Regions from separate parts of the Homo sapiens genome. Here region 1 is linked to region 2. The links are chromatin loops, found by intact Hi-C in ENCODE. Cell type or tissue: GM12878. All regions are shown on one strand.

Region 1 (5,000 bases), 210 kb before region 2:
CTCACTGCCAACCCACACAGCCCTTCTTCAGGCATGAGCAGGGCTGCCCCACTGTCTGCCTCTGCTTCTATGTTGTCAACCCACAGGGTAGCGTCGGCTTAAATATTAACGTGGTCGGTAGAATAAAAATATTCTCTCAGTGCACAGAGAACTTGTGGTGACTGAAGAAAAGAACACTCATTAATTTGTTGACTTCAAAATGTGTGCCCTTTGGAAAACTGCTGGAAGGCCCAAATCCTGAATTAAAATGCTGATTACAATATGCACGACATTAAACAGTCAAGAAATAAAAAGAGCTTAATCCAGGGATGGCTGACTTTATAGGACTTGGGGACGATAAGCTCTAGCACCCTGCTGCTTGGGGGCCGGTTCACTCCCTGTGGTAATTCTGTTAGACAAGTAATGGCTAAGCCGTGGTACAATGTTATCAAAAAGCAGACCGCTCGTGACAACAGCAACGATTCTCAAAGAGCCATTGCCCAGAAAATCACCCCCATTCAGTGTCGTAATGACATTGGCTTTCTCCTACTAAATAGCTAATATAATGGAAAACCAATATTTGACCACAGTTTATAAAACTATTTTAAGTAAAAAAGTTAGTGACATTTTGAGACACGTGAAAGTGGCTCTCAAACTGCCTTATGACCACATGTGGCAATCTGACCTCAATTCGTTAATTATAACATGGAGAAATCTTTGTGTTTCCCAAAATTGGGCCAAGAAAAATGAATAGCAGATACCTGAACAAAAAAGTGGTGTTACAAAGCAGAAGACAGTTCAATGAATTCAACTCACCTAAGTCTCATAAGTTGGCCTTACCCAAAAGATCCCTCTCCAGGACAAGACTAAGCCAATTAAAACAATTTTAATTGTCTATATTCTAAATAAAATGTTTATCTCCTGCTACCTCCTTGGTTACTACTTCTAGACTTGTGATTCTAAATTGTGGTCACATGTCAGAATAATAGCTCATTCAGTAGGTACCATAGGTGTGGGTGAAAACTTTTAGCCCACAGCAGTCATACATGTTTACCTCTGAGTTCCTCCTGAGTCACTCAGAATTGTCTCCTGCAGTTGTCCATATATTACTGACTAGGGATCTGACTGCTTCCTCGCATACGAAGTGGCAAGTTCTAAAAAGCGCCTTCTCTTTTCTCATGAACTTTCCCTCCTCTCTGTCTTCCTCAGCATCCTGGGATGTACTGCTGGCTTTGGTACATTTTTTTTTTTAACCAAATACTGTTCTTAGCTGATCATCCTGTAGCCTGTAGTGCTCTCTATAGATTTACCCTTATAAAGATTTCTATAAAGATTCTGGCCGGGCGCGGTGGCTCACACTTGTAATCCCAGCACTTTGGGAGGACAAGATGGGCGGATCACTTGAGGTCAAGAGTTCGAGACCAGCCTTGCCAACATAATGAAACCCTGTCTCTACTAAAAATCCAAAAATTAGCCAGGCCTGGTGATGGGCATCTGTAATCCCAGCTACTCTGGAGGCTGAGGCAGAAGAATCGCTTGAACCCGGGAGGCGGAGGTTGCAGTGAACCGAGATTGCACCACTGCACTCCAGTCTAGGCAACAGAGTAACACTCTGTCTCAAAAAAAAATAAAAAAAATTCTATAAAGAGTCTATAAATATTTATCCCTGCCCTAGGTTTTATGTTTTTCAGTAAGATTACTTGTCTTCTAACATCTACTGGTGAAATGGAGTAGCAAGCTTAGGGATCATGAACAAGAATTTTTTTTTTTTAGTGCCTACTCAGGGTCCAGTGCTGTTGGTTTGTTGTTTGTTTTTTGTTTTGTTTTGTTTTTCAGGGAGTAGGAGTTGTTTTTCCTCTCTCTGTTCTTATTATAATCTATATCATTTTTCATCAGAGCGAAGTTCTTAGAAGCAGTGTTCTTGAGTTCCAAACAAGTACAGTTTGTTATAATATAGAATATGTTTTTCTTGTTAGCCATTTTCGTAAGGTGTTTTCCTCCCTATCTTCCCCCTACTCTCTTTGGGCGATGTGAGGATAGTGTTGGTGTTTGGGGTTTTTCATCTGTACTGCAAGCGTGTGGCCTTTACGATTAGTCATAATGTCCAGAGTGGGGACGAGGGAGAAAACCAGAGAGATGGAGTCTTCCTGTTTCACACGCAGATGAAGGTAAATTAAGTGACATTTATCTGCCAGCTTTTCTGTGCTCTCGTTTTCGGTCTATGTAGTTATGTTTCCTTCCATCTTCTGTGTTCTAATTTATGCTGAGGTCATGAAACTCAGTATGAGTTCAAAAATACCACCTGAGTGAGCTGTCACCAATTTCCCACACCGTGTCTAAACTTAAAAGAGCTTCCTCTCTATGTGAGTTTTCACACAGATATTGCTCATTGGTTCAGGATCAGTTCTCCTAGGGAATGTTCTCCCAGGGGCATAGGGTTTTTATTTTTGAAAACTTGGGCAGTACAGGGCAAACATGCTGAATGGATCTGTCATCTCAGCCTTTCTGCCACGGTGCCTGCATGGTGCCTGGCTGCCAGTGGAGCCATCTGACCTTAGAAACCCTCAACACTTTACAAAAGCTTAAATATTAATTTATACATGAGATCCTTAATAGGTTCTGAAGTAAAAGCAGAGTGCTACAGTGAGAAAACACCTTGACTGTGAGTTGGGGTCCCTAGCAAGATTGTCTGTAACTAATAAATTTTGTGTCATTGGGTAGGTTATTTAACCTGGGTCTTTTTCCTTATCTGTAAAGTGAGTTAGAGGAGATGATCTCTAAGATTCCTATTGGTTGCAAAAAAAAAAAAAAAAAAAAGTATGATTTTTCTCACTGGGACAAATCATCAGGTTCCCAGAATATGTTTGAGCAATGGCAAGTAGAGAAGTTTTGCCAAATTGAATGAAGGCTTTCCAGATGGCTATATTGATGGGTAGCTGAAAGGGCTGCATTCGTGCTTGACTGCAGACATCCTGAATACCACTAGACAGAGTGTTACTTTAGCCAGTAGTCAGGGAGCCACTGAAGGCCTTTGAGTAAATGAGTAATCTCACAGCCAGCCTGTCTAACTTTGCTTTCTGTTGCTTATAAAACAGAATACTGGCACCTGGATAATTTATAAGGAAAAGGGCTCATGCCTGTAATCCTAGCACTTTGGGAGATCAAGGCAGGAGGATCACTTGAGACCAAGAGGGCAACAAAGTAAAACCCTATCTCTACAAAAGTTTTAAAAGTTAGCCAGGCATGGTGGCATGTGCCTGTAGTCCCAGCTACTCAGAAGGCATTCAAGCCTGGAGTGCTATGGTTGCACCACTGCACTCCAGCCTGGATGACAGAGTGAGACTCTATAAAGAAAAAACAAGAAAAGAAAAGAAAGAAATGGAATTTATTTCTTAGAGTTATAGGGGCTAAAATGTCCAATTCTGAGGGGACACATCTGGTGAGGGCCTTTTTTGCTGAGTCCTAAGGCGGCTTAGGGCATCACATAGTGAGGGGGCCGAATGTGCTCCCTCAGGTCTCTGTTCCTCTTCTTATAGAAGCTACCAATCCCACTCCCATGATAATCCATTAATTCATTAATCCATGAATGGGTTAACCCATTTGTGAGGGCAGAGCCCTCATGACCCAATCACCTCTTAAAGGCCGCACCTCTCAAGCTGCCGCACTAGGGTTTAAATATCAGCATGAGTTTTGGAAGGGACAGATATGCAAACCATAACACAGACTAAGCAAAGATACACAGTAAGAGGGTTCCTCTATGGAGCACCAGCAGCTTCACCAATGGGCAAACCCAGAAGGGCTCCCAGACAGGAATTTGCAAATGGAGTTCCAGAAAGAACTTGGAATTGGAGGTAGAGATTGGAGAACCTTCTGAGGTGACATTGGAACCCTAAGAATAGAAAAGATCTTCTATAGAGAATGTAGGGAAGGTATGATGGTTTGGGATGAAACCTTAAGGGCAGCCAGAATAGGAGGAGGCAGTGGAGAAGGTACTGTCAGGGAGATGGGAGGTCATCCGAGAGAGCCGCCTCATGGGGACTCCCAGGAGATAGCAGCATTTCCAGGCTGGGCAGTGGTACAAATGATGCTGTACAGGTAAAGGCCTGGGAAAAGAGCCTCAGAACTGGCAATGAGGATCTCACTGCTGACCTTCAAGAGAGCTATTTCAGTATAGGGTGGGGGCAGGAACTTAATTACAGGCAGCTGAGAAAAGAGTAGAGCCAAAGTAGAGTATGTGGTTGTGGAAGGAAGAAGAAACCAGAACAGTAACTTGAAAGTGTGAGGGGAGGGTGGAGAGCAACATCAAGTGAAGGCTGATTATTGTTGAGATAGGCACACATCTCCTGCGGCTAGGGGAAGGAAGCATTGGAAAATGAAAGACTAAAGGTGCTGGATCTGAATAATGGTGGGAACAGAGCAGGCTTCAGGAAGGAGGGGAGGGCATAGAGAGGGCTTATCTTAGAAAGGAGAGGCAATGCCTGCAAGGTCACGGAGTTGGAGACAGGTGAGGATGTGAGTACGTCATGTCTGTTGGCTCTTATTTTTGCAGCAGTGTCTGTAGTTAGGTTATCTGGTAAGCAAGTAAACACAGAGACTTGGGAGCCTGCAAGAGAGTGAAGGGAACTTGGTGTAGCATCTGTGGGTTTGGCACCTGAGAGATCCTCAACCCTTGTTCATCCTTTAACACAAAAGCAGGATTGGGGCACCATAACCCAGAAGCAGTCCACATCTGCATGGGTGGAAGCCCTGACTCCAGTTGGGAGTTTCTTACTAGAGTTTCTCCCAAAGAGCTTATCACATCTCTGCATGTGTCTCCATTATCTCTCAGTTGAGTTGAATTTTTTTCAAAGAAAATGATAGCATGATTCTCAAGAGCCAACTGACTATAGAGCTATTTCTCAAGTCTCAACTTGTCTGGTTACAGACCTGAACCCGTCCTTTTCTACTTGTAGTTAGATTTTTCTTACGTGTTATGTGTAATAATTTTAAGCATCTTAATTATCAGTGCAATAATTGGGAGG
Region 2 (5,000 bases):
TCTTGTATTTTAGGGAGCTGGTTATTATTAAAAAATACAGATACAGTCCTATATATCTAAAATGCTACACACACATTTATTTAAATGGGATTAGTCTGTTATAAAATATCCCCCTTTTAAGGCAATTATAGGCCATCAACAATCTGCATAGCAATTTATCACCTCGTTTTCAGTCATTATCACTGTTAGTCAACCATGTGTTCCACAGCCTAAACATCACTGAGAGTTCACTGGGATTAGTTAGGTGTTTTAAGAGTCATTATCATCACCATTATTACTACAAATCACACCATTTATTTAGCACCAACAATCTGCTGAAGAAAGCAGGTTGGCACAATTTACAGTGGATAAGAAATAGATGCCACCTACAAAAGGAACATGGGAGTGAGCTCCAGCAAGAATGAGTGAGGGAAGATGACTTAGCACCATCTTTAGGAAAGTGTGTGGGGATTAGATACTTTCATATCCGGAATGCGGTCTCCTGGAAAGACAAACACTTTGTAAAAATCCTTATGTTTCTCCAGTGGCCTGATCAATAGAGAACTAAGAGAAGTGACCAGAAGACATATTTAAAATGACAGAATTTAGAAAAACTGCTCATGTCTATGGTACAACATGACTTTTTTTCTGCAAAGCCAATTGAGACTATGGCTCTCTCAAGTCAGTCTGAGCCTAAAGTTGGTGTCTGAGTCCCCTTCTCTACCAGCACAGGCTATTATGTAACATCCAGAGGAGTGAGCCAACTAGTCAACCAAAGCAGGGTACAGAGAGGTTGGCAATCTGAACTCAGCCAACAGATTACCACATAATAAAAAGGATGCATTGCCTTCTGATCATTACAAGAAATTTAAGGCTCTACTCTGCCTCATTTGGAACCTACTAGAAGCCAACTCAAATACTCCTTTTTCTTTCTATAAAATGTAAACATTAAAAGTCAAGTGACTTTAACGTGATTATAAACTTTAACTTGGAAACTAAGTTTTTAAGGACAGAGCAGAGAAAGTTTTTATTTTTTATTTTTTGGGGCTTTCATAGAATTGGCCAAAACTTTGAACAAAGCTTAAGGGTGAAAGGAGCCATTTGGCGAAAATGTCTGAGTTCCTGCTTTATATTTTTATTTAAGGACTGTGAAAATTTGGAGTAAAGCAATAGTTCATATCAATAAAAGTTTAATTTATTTTATGTTTATTGAGAAGGAATTAAGTCCAAAATCATCTAAAATTTGGTGGCTAGTGACATCTGAATAATTAATGAAATTAGTTTTCATGAAAATCACATATTTTCTTTATATGAGATGTGATATGATTTTTGACATTTTAAAAGAGCTGTAGGATAAATAATCTATTATTATTGGGGTCAGATTTGTACACATGATAAATATTTGACCTTTTATATATCTGTAGGACTTCTGGTTACAATACTTAATAAAGGTTAAGGGCACTTAAATTTTGACAAGCCCAGATCTTCTATAATGTCTGAAGATTCACAGTACCTTCATTTTACCCCAATTAGCATCCGTACACATAAATATAACTGAGGAAAAAAGAAAAATTTTCCACCTATTTCAGTTTGGTGTTCTGAGTCTGAGATAAGTGCATATTATAGAAAATGACTGCAGGAGAAAATAAAAAACAGTGGCTGAGAGGATATAGAGTCCAGGAATTCTTAAGTATCTGGGAAGATTTTAAAAGTAAATACAAAAAAGAAATTTTGGTGGGCTTTTCCAGAAAGCAAAGTAAGCCAATACATTTTATTACGTATTTATGGTTTTTGAAAATTTTTGTTTTCTACGAACCTACACCAGCTAGAAAAATAATTGCCAACTCTTCCCACAATGACTGATGCCGTTTGTGATGTTGCTACTGGCAGAAAGATTTTCTCAGAAGACTGAAAAAAAATAAAATATAAATATTGTGGTTTTTTATTGTCTTTATGAAAAACTATATTTTTGGCCCTTGGACCTGAGAGATAATTTACATAGCCAATTACAAAAGCTCTCACAGAATGACTGCACACCTGCATTGGGTGAAACCGAAAGAAAAACTCTCTTGTTCAGTAAAGCACCATATGCAAATTGGGGGAATAAAAGGAGCACAACAGCTGGCATGAAAAGAATAGTTTACAGATTCTTAGGGAGCACTGGTCTGGAGGCATTCAGAAGCGTCATCAGGCTGGCAAAAGTGCACTATGCAACTAGGGTAACCTTCAGTATGAAAAAAAAAACAGCTTTTAAAGAAACAGGTAAATGTTATTATGATCAAAGTCCAAAACTCATTGGCATTGATAACCGAGCATTGAGCAAAATGGAAACAGCCGTTAACAAATTCATTAAGAGCCTCTTTACATTCCCACCATCAATTGAAAACATATGTTTAATCTGTACTCTCTTTAATTTATTTCAATTATTATTGGTAGAAAAAAGGTAACCTGCTTGAATATCATAAAGATATGTCAATGACATACTTCTTGTATTTCCAGGTCAGGTTGTGCACACCTTCAGTCAACATTTATATAAAATGACAGCAACCTTTGAAGGCCTAGTTCTTCCTTGAGCAAAGAAGTGATTATTCATCACAAAGGGACAGCTAAGAGGATCTTAGAGGCAATGTTGCCTATGGAAAGAGCTCTTGACCATTCGTAAGTTCAACTCACTCATCTATTAAACGGGGCTAATAATACCTGTCCTGCACATTTGCACTGTGAACATCAAACCAAATCATAACAGGTGAAAGCATTTTGTGATGTGTAAGATGACAAATAAGTGTAAGGAATTGTGATTCATAAGTGAATTCAATAATAGCTATTCTTAGTTTATAGAAATGACAGAAGTCTCAAGTCCCCAAAGAGTTTAATGCAATTATAATTATTTGATCCTTATACTTATTTTGATTAATAATAATATTCAGCAAGAAAGCTGAATTTCCTTTTCAGGCCACCCTCTGCCAGTATTTAAGCTTGCTTTTTATGTGTTTGTGAAACTCACTGAACTCAGCCAAGATTTTAACAGGGAAGTCCCAATGTTGATTAAAATGGCCTATTTTGGCACTTATGTCCTAAATCTAATCGCCAATGACAAGATAAAACGAAACAAACAAAACCAATGTCTCATTCCATGCAATCCCAGAACCCTAAGCTGTTCTCATTCTTGGTCAACTGACCAAAAGACTACCATTTTAGGCAAGAAATTACACAGATCATTGCTCTTCTATGTAAACCTTATAATAACACATTCATAATACACTGGGAAGCAACATCAAAAATATTCAAGGTTCAACTGTGCTTACAGAGTACATTTTGTTATTGTAGCTTTTATTTTTTTCTTTCTAGAGAAATTTACAATTGAGTATCTGGTCATGAAGTTCCTAAAAGCTGTTAGCCATGCAAGTAAGCTTTGAGGTTAGAGGTGGATAAGCCCAGAATAGAACTTCTTTGCCTCAAGTTTTACATGCTTATCATTTGGTAACTAATTTTGCTTTATGTGTGTAGGTGAGTGTGTGTGTGTGTGTGTATGTGTGCATGTGTGTGTATGTGTTGTCTTTTCCTTTTGAGGGAAGAGGCCCAAGAATTGGTGGGCCTTTTTACAATCAATCTGGATAATAATAATAACCATGTACAATGCTTTCTCCCCCTTTCTGTGGCCACTAGTCTTCAAGTCTTGGGAGTCCCTGACCCCCATTCTGTGTTGTCTTTATGTAAACAGGTTTTCTCACTTTGCAAGCTTAAGGCAAAAGGCCTGGCTGGGCCACTTTAGAGACAATTTTTTCATTTGTAAAATAAGCACTCTTGAGTTAAGGCTTTCAAGGCCCCCTTCAGCTCTGAAACACTCATGGCTTGTTAAGCAACACCTCCAAAGATGACCCAATGTCTTCAGTGTATGAGCTTAATAAACTTGCTCATGAAATTTGAGACCTACTTCCAGCATCTATCACAAAGTTTTCCTATCTTCTTTATTGAGTTTTCATTTCTATTTCTACAATTGACAACCATCTAACAACAACAAAAAAAGCCACAACTAAAATAAAATTTTTGCAAAAGGACATTCAATAAGTCAATCTTATTGGAGCTAATTGTCTACTCTGTGGGAATGAATATGGAGTATTTTTACTGTGAGCAGTTACACTTCAAATGACAAATATTTACTGAGATGATCACTGGAATATCTATTGGTGTCAGAGCAGCAATGCTAATTATTAGCTGGCCACTTAAGCTGGCTAGTATCTACTCTAAACTGTTACTAACTGGCCTAGAATGAACTTCAGTTCCCCTATCTGCAAAGTGAGAACTGGGCCACCGATATAGCTCTTGAAAAGTATTTGTAATCATTTTAAGTCTCAGAGGGTGAATGACCACCTGGGAACATCTGAGATTTTGGGGGACGCATTTACTTTTGGGGCCATTAGAGAAATCATTTAGTACTGCAGCAATGATTTAGTTCTGTTGCCCCAAGGGCCCCAAAGAGTTAATGCACTTCCCATAAAGCTCCTGCCTTCTCTGTAAATCGACAAATTTATCAGATGGTGCTTTTGACAAATCAATTTGCTTGACACAGGTGGGCATTTTACTGCCAACATCTATTATAGAGAGAGTACATTGACTCTTCTTGGCTCATAAAGGAATCAGGGGCCAAACCCCAACAGGCATCTACACAGCACTCTGCATCACAGAGTAGTTTGAAATTATTTATGAAACAGAGTTGTTAACTGCTGGGACCTTTTGCTGCCATTATTGTAGTCTCCGATCTTTAGAAGAACAATGCCAAATGGTGGTGGCAGTTACTTGAGAGAGTTGTGATTTTAACATTTCATTATTAATGATAGCTATAGGATGTGAGCACCTATCCACCACCTGTTCTTACACCTCCTTCCATCTGGATTCAGACAAAGAGGGACATTAAAGAAGGTGAATCCTACCTATGTTCTGGATCTGTTCTTCTTGTCTCCTTAAGCAGCATTTTGATCAAATATTACTACTCCCTCCTGAGTCATCAATTTTTTTTGCTA

Evidence for each region. A loop is a pair of places that touch in the nucleus more often than their neighbours do. Peaks named below come from ENCODE experiments on the same cell type or tissue, not always from the same donor. Only the 100,000 strongest peaks of a DNase experiment are listed, where the experiment ranks them.
Region 1: a loop joins it to region 2, with 2.6 times the contacts of the local background. A loop is called at or near these places in 2 of 110 quality-filtered maps.

Annotation. Positions count from the first base shown.
Region 1 is chr7:8,131,643-8,136,642 of GRCh38, reverse strand. The region is part of intron 12 of ICA1 (islet cell autoantigen 1); the gene reads left to right. Among named protein-coding and RNA genes, the nearest start is that of ICA1, 130 kb to the left of the region's middle. RefSeq lists an enhancer at 2,090-2,219 and a silencer at 2,930-2,979. In GM12878, no CTCF peak of the experiment used is centred here; DNase peaks (open chromatin) are centred at 2,192 and 4,332; H3K4me3 peaks cover 776 bases; H3K27ac peaks cover 4,117 bases.
Region 2 is chr7:7,917,774-7,922,773 of GRCh38, reverse strand. It overlaps LOC124901586 (a long non-coding RNA gene), which reads left to right. Exons shown (of 4, transcript XR_007060206.1): 2 at 2,479-2,637. Among named protein-coding and RNA genes, the nearest start is that of GLCCI1-DT, 48 kb to the left of the region's middle. RefSeq lists an enhancer at 2,148-2,197. In GM12878, no CTCF peak of the experiment used is centred here; DNase peaks (open chromatin) are centred at 2,053, 3,159 and 3,413; H3K4me3 peaks cover 432 bases; H3K27ac peaks cover 1,416 bases.